2 separate regions of the Homo sapiens genome follow, and region 2 is linked to region 1. Evidence: chromatin contacts called from ENCODE Hi-C data. All regions are on one chromosome and are shown on one strand. Each heading gives the region's core, a stretch centred on a gene start or an enhancer-like site at or near the end of the contact. The rest is flanking DNA. Distances are from core to core; before and after follow the strand shown. Region 1 holds the start of DLX6 (distal-less homeobox 6). Region 2 holds the start of TAC1 (tachykinin precursor 1).

Evidence for each region. Hi-C counts contacts between places; a loop is a spot of excess contacts on that map. Pooled maps may share reads with other maps.
Region 2: a pooled map shows a loop between it and region 1 (8-fold over the local background). The contact joins the promoter of TAC1 here to the promoter of DLX6 in region 1. A Hi-C loop is called at or near these places in 4 of 50 pooled maps.

Annotation. Positions count from the first base shown.
Region 1 is chr7:97,004,129-97,006,860 of GRCh38, forward strand. DLX6 (distal-less homeobox 6) reads left to right here and starts at 1,425. Exons shown (of 3, transcript NM_005222.4): 1 at 1,425-2,285. The coding sequence starts at 1,850. The region is part of intron 1 of DLX6-AS1 (DLX6 antisense RNA 1); the gene reads right to left. RefSeq lists an enhancer at 142-863 and a silencer at 2,176-2,275.
Region 2 is chr7:97,730,715-97,733,449 of GRCh38, forward strand. TAC1 (tachykinin precursor 1) reads left to right here and starts at 1,372. Exons shown (of 7, transcript NM_003182.3): 1 at 1,372-1,481; 2 at 1,890-2,021. The coding sequence starts at 1,899. RefSeq lists an enhancer at 531-1,730.

The DNA of each region.
Region 1 (2,732 bases), core at 175-2,674:
GGCCCTCCTACCTGTTGACCAGGCCTGAACCACGCACCGGGGCTCCGCTGTCTCTGCTTGGCTGCCTTAACCTGCGTGGGTCTGGAGACCGGAGGGAGAAAGGCTAGATCCGCAGCCTTGGGCTGCTCCGAACTTAATGTCTTTCCCCAGTCCATCTTTGAAAGAGAAGTGGTTCTACCACCTGGATGTGCGGATATAAATCCCCTTGCAAATAATAAATGGATTAATAATAACAAGGTATGAAGTTCTTTTTATAGAAAAAAAGGAGAGAATTGAAACTAAATGCGGCAGTTAGACAACCATTTTGATAAGAGGATAATTGAGGCGACACTGGTGTATAATTAGAGGATAATTTATGCTATATCCACTTTTATTCCACCTCCCAAAATAAACCCAGTCCATAATCATTACAGGCAAATTGTTCTGAATTTTATAGCAGCAATTTGAACAAAGTACTGCAGTTAATCATGGGAGATTTTTGTGTATTCCTGATTAGAACTCTAATTGCCTCCTTCCAGAAAGTAAAAATAACTGTAAAACGACTCTATTTTTATCATTAACAATGTTGACAATAAAATAAAATCAATTGGAATTGTAATCGAGAGACAAATTTAGGACGAAGGCACTTTTACTTGGGTAGTTTATATTGTAATCAAGATTTGCCAAACCACTAACCGCATGTATCATTTGCATATATTTGAAAGCATTACAGTAGCTTCTGTTTTCAATAGGAAAAAATGCATTACTGTCAGTCCTCCAACGATTCGTTTTCAGAACACGCTGCTGCGTTCTGAAAAGAAAAAAAAGACGCCCCCCCCCCCCACAACCTTTTGTACAATATATAAGAAATACGGCCTGAAACGGCAGGGACCGAGCCAGAACAGGGTCTGATTTTTCTTTTTCTGTACCACCCCCCAGTGGGGTGGAGCCCAGGTGTGAGGGTTCGTCTTCCTTCTGTGGTTTCAATAAAATACGTCTAGAAAAATCCACGGTGACAAGGAGCTCCCACAAGAGTGTAGTAGGACCAGAGTGGCAGGGACGTCAAGAAAGGGGGGCCTGGATTTAATGCGGGGGTGGGGTCACTGCTTCTAAGCACAGGCAACCTACAAGGGTGCAAAGGGATTGAAAGAGAGCAGCCCCCAGTTGGCTGTTTCAAGGCTGAGATATTGGCAACTGGGGCTCCGGGATTTGGGGCACGAGCTGCGGCGGGAAGCATCGGCGGCCGGCCGGGCAGAGGCGCCTCCCTCCCCAACGGCCCCGGGCGCCACACAGCGCGGCCCCCGGCTGCAGCTCCGGCTGGGATTGGAACTGCGGAAGGTAGGCGAAGAACTCTGCAAGTCGCGCACACGCCAGTAGAAGCCGTGCGCCTGTGACGTCAGGGGGCGACTGACCAATGGGGAGGCACTGCCCTTTGGAGACAAACCATTCGACTCGTGGCGTCTGCATCAAGTCTGAAAGCAGACGCGCAACTTTCGCAGAATCCACCTTAAAATCTCTGCCTTAAACTGCACCAGCCCCCAAAAAATCCAAGGGGGGAAAGCAGGCGGGGGGAGAGCAGATTCCCCCCTCCCCCTCTCCTCTCCCATCCCTCCTCCTTCCTCCTCCCTTTGAGTTAACAAGGCCCCGCTCACTATATCTCTTTATATTAAATATATATATATATTAGAGAAGAGCGAGGGAGAGGGAGAACCACCTCCACCCCCCTCTTTAAATTCTTTTTTTTTTTTTTTTTTTTTTTTGCAAGGATCCAAAGAGCTAAGGTGGCTGCAGAGGGGAGAGCGGCGCGAGCCAAGTGGGGGAGGGTGGAGGAAACCCGGGAGAAGGCTTTCTCCAGCCCCCAAAGTTTTTGATGATGACCATGACTACGATGGCTGACGGCTTGGAAGGCCAGGACTCGTCCAAATCCGCCTTCATGGAGTTCGGGCAGCAGCAGCAGCAGCAGCAGCAACAGCAGCAGCAGCAGCAGCAGCAACAGCAACAGCCGCCGCCGCCGCCGCCGCCGCCGCCGCAGCCGCACTCGCAGCAGAGCTCCCCGGCCATGGCAGGCGCGCACTACCCTCTGCACTGCCTGCACTCGGCGGCGGCGGCGGCAGCGGCCGGCTCGCACCACCACCACCACCACCAGCACCACCACCACGGCTCGCCCTACGCGTCGGGCGGAGGGAACTCCTACAACCACCGCTCGCTCGCCGCCTACCCCTACATGAGCCACTCGCAGCACAGCCCTTACCTCCAGTCCTACCACAACAGCAGCGCAGCCGCCCAGACGCGAGGGGACGACACAGGTGAGAGGCCGCTGGGGCAGCTCGCTTCTCCCGCCTCCCGACTGCCCCCTACCCCGCCCGCCCGCTCACTTCCTCGACGCCCGGGCCTCCGCCGGCCCCCTCCCCCAGGCGGCCCCGCGCGCCCTTGGCCGGGCCCCGTGCGCGCCCGCTCGCCTGGCGCCTGCCTGCCGGCCTCTCCCAGCCGGGCCCCTTCCCGCCGCCGCGGACCCTCAGCTTCCGACGCGCAGTTCGGGCTGAGTCCCGGGCCCGGCGCAGGCTTCGTTCGACGAGTTAGTCCACACTGCGCTCTCCAGCCTCCTGGGTCTGTGCGCCCTTTTCCTTGCTCCTTCCCTCCAGGCTGTAACCCACGTTTGACCCGGCTGGGGACATTTCTGGGCCGGAACTGGGGAGCGTGTTTTGCTTCCCAGCCCACGCTGGGCAGGCAGTGGCCTACTTTGCGTGGGGCGC
Region 2 (2,735 bases), core at 122-2,621, 730 kb after region 1:
CAGAGGAAACTGGAAGGGTTGTAGATGAAACTTGGAAGTGGATGTTTCTCTCTACTTTTGGATATGCTTATAATTTTCCATATAAAAGTTCTGAAAACGGAAAATAAAATGCTCACATTGTGAGGCTAAGGCCAAAAGAAATCAGAGATGCATGAGAATTTCCAAATTCAGGATTATTTAAGAACAACATAGAGAAAAAAATACTTCTGGTTTGAGTTGCAAAAATTTATTTCTTTTATGCAATATACTAAAAAATCATAATTAATTGAAAAATATAATACTTCATATGTAAAGGGGAGAAAACTACTCCACCAAAGATGTCACATCTTTTAATTCATTTGGAGATCAAAGAAATGTGTCTGCCAGGCAACCAAGGGCTCATGGAAAGGTGTGGTTTCTGTACAAATGCTATTTGTCTAATATTTTGTGCTGTTAATGACTGTCCCATTAGCATCTTCACTACACTTACTTTCATAGAAAGGAGAAACATGATTTATAGAGCCCTTTAGTGACAAGGGTGAGGATCCTACACACTATGTTGCTGGTTTCCTAGTCTTCAGCAAGAAAGTGTAGGAGAGAAGCAAAAAACGTCCTGTTCAACCCCTGCTCCTGGATGTGGCAAGGAAGAGGAGTTACCCGGCTTGAAACAAAAGAAATCCTAAGTCTGACACACAATGTCATGTTTAAATTCCCCTTTCTCCAAAATGTAAAATAAATCTGCTTCCATCTTCTAAAATACTATGGGACTAAACATCCTTTTGTTATGCTAAGGAAAAGCCAGTATTCGCGTTGATTTAGAAGAGGGATGTTCTGGTTATAGAACGATGCTGTGTCTCAGAAACACTTAAATACTATTAAGCTAGAAATAGAAGGGAAAATAATGCTTCCCCGCATCTCCCCTCAAGTGTAGTCCTCTTTTTTTAGCCTGATTTCCGACGAAATGTCTGAATGCCTACAGTTATTTGGCCATCCTGAAAAGTGCAACTTATCCTGACGTCTCGAGGGACGGAAAAGTTACCGAAGTCCAAGGAATGAGTCACTTTGCTCAAATTTGATGAGTAATATCAGGTGTCATGAAACCCAGTTTCGAAGGAGAGGGGAGGGGGCGTCAGATCTGCAGACGGAAGCAGGCCGCTCCGGATTGGATGGCGAGACCTCGATTTTCCTAAAATTGCGTCATTTAGAACCCAATTGGGTCCAGATGTTATGGGCATCGACGAGTTACCGTCTCGGAAACTCTCAATCACGCAAGCGAAAGGAGAGGAGGCGGCTAATTAAATATTGAGCAGAAAGTCGCGTGGGGAGAATGTCACGTGGGTCTGGAGGCTCAAGGAGGCTGGGATAAATACCGCAAGGCACTGAGCAGGCGAAAGAGCGCGCTCGGACCTCCTTCCCGGCGGCAGCTACCGAGAGTGCGGAGCGACCAGCGTGCGCTCGGAGGAACCAGAGAAACTCAGCACCCCGCGGGACTGTCCGTCGCAGTAAGTGCCCGCGCGGTGCTGGCCGCGGCTGCCCGGGTCACCCCGCCCCGCATCTGTCCGAGGTGGCCGCGCTGGGGGCGCCGCTGCGGCGAGGGACAGTGGGGAGACTGGCTTCCCAAACGCCAACGCCCCTCTTTGTCTTCCACCTGCAGAGTTTCCTGGTTTGAAGGTGTGGGTTGGTGGGTTAGGGGGCTGGGGGAGTTGGGATTCAGGGAGAAGAGGGTTGGAGAATCTTTGGGACGCGATTCTCTCGCCTAACCGGTACAGGTGAGACTTCAGTCCTTATGTTTTTGATCTTGGTTCATCCGTTGTGGGGCAGAAAATTCTGTTGCTTTAACTCTTGGATAACCACCCCTAATAGATACATTATTTCTCTCTTTGGTGTCTTCTCCTCCTACCCCTTCCCAGAAATCCAACATGAAAATCCTCGTGGCCTTGGCAGTCTTTTTTCTTGTCTCCACTCAGCTGTTTGCAGAAGAAATAGGAGCCAATGATGATCTGAATTACTGGTCCGACTGGTACGACAGCGACCAGATCAAGGTGAGGCCCCTTCCCAGGACGGCCCGCACCCTTCTTCCTGGGCTCGGGAGCTGTCACCTTCCCACGCAACAGCACCCTAGTTAACGTGGCACGCACCGCCACCACGGAAAGAGGCAGCGGTTGCGTGCGAGAGGATGGAAAGGGGCACTATTTCCCGGGTTCCCCACGGGATTTTGTGCCCACGATTCAAGTTTCTTCCCGAGGGCTGCACCGTCCGGCCCAGGAACTCCCTGCAGTAGGGATGCCCTCCCGGATGAGCCCGAGATCCTCACAAGGCGGGAAATCTCGTAAGATTTCATCCCCCAGGACCTGGGATTTCGGGGGCTCCGGTCCAGCTGCACTGCCCTAGCGTCTGGGCACGGGCAGAGGAGGGCGCCTGGGTCGCGGGCAGCAGCGGGCACACGCGCGAGCTGCAGGGGGATTGGAGGGCCGGAGGCTGGAGGGAAGTTAATTTCCTGCCTTCACGTTTGTTTTGCGGACCTGAGGATGTAGCTTGAAGTCTCCCTTTAGAAACTCGTAGGCTACAGGCGCTGGGGAGCGCGCCTCGGAAAAACGGTGAAAGTCGTCTGTAAAGCGTTGTCACCCTTCCCCACCGGAGCCCCAGCCCCAGATCCCACACACCTGTGTGCATTTAGGGCGGTGAGGACTCTACAAAGCCGGCACCGAGACAAGACAAAGTCAGGTGGCGGCGCAGCAGATGAGGGAAGGTCCCCG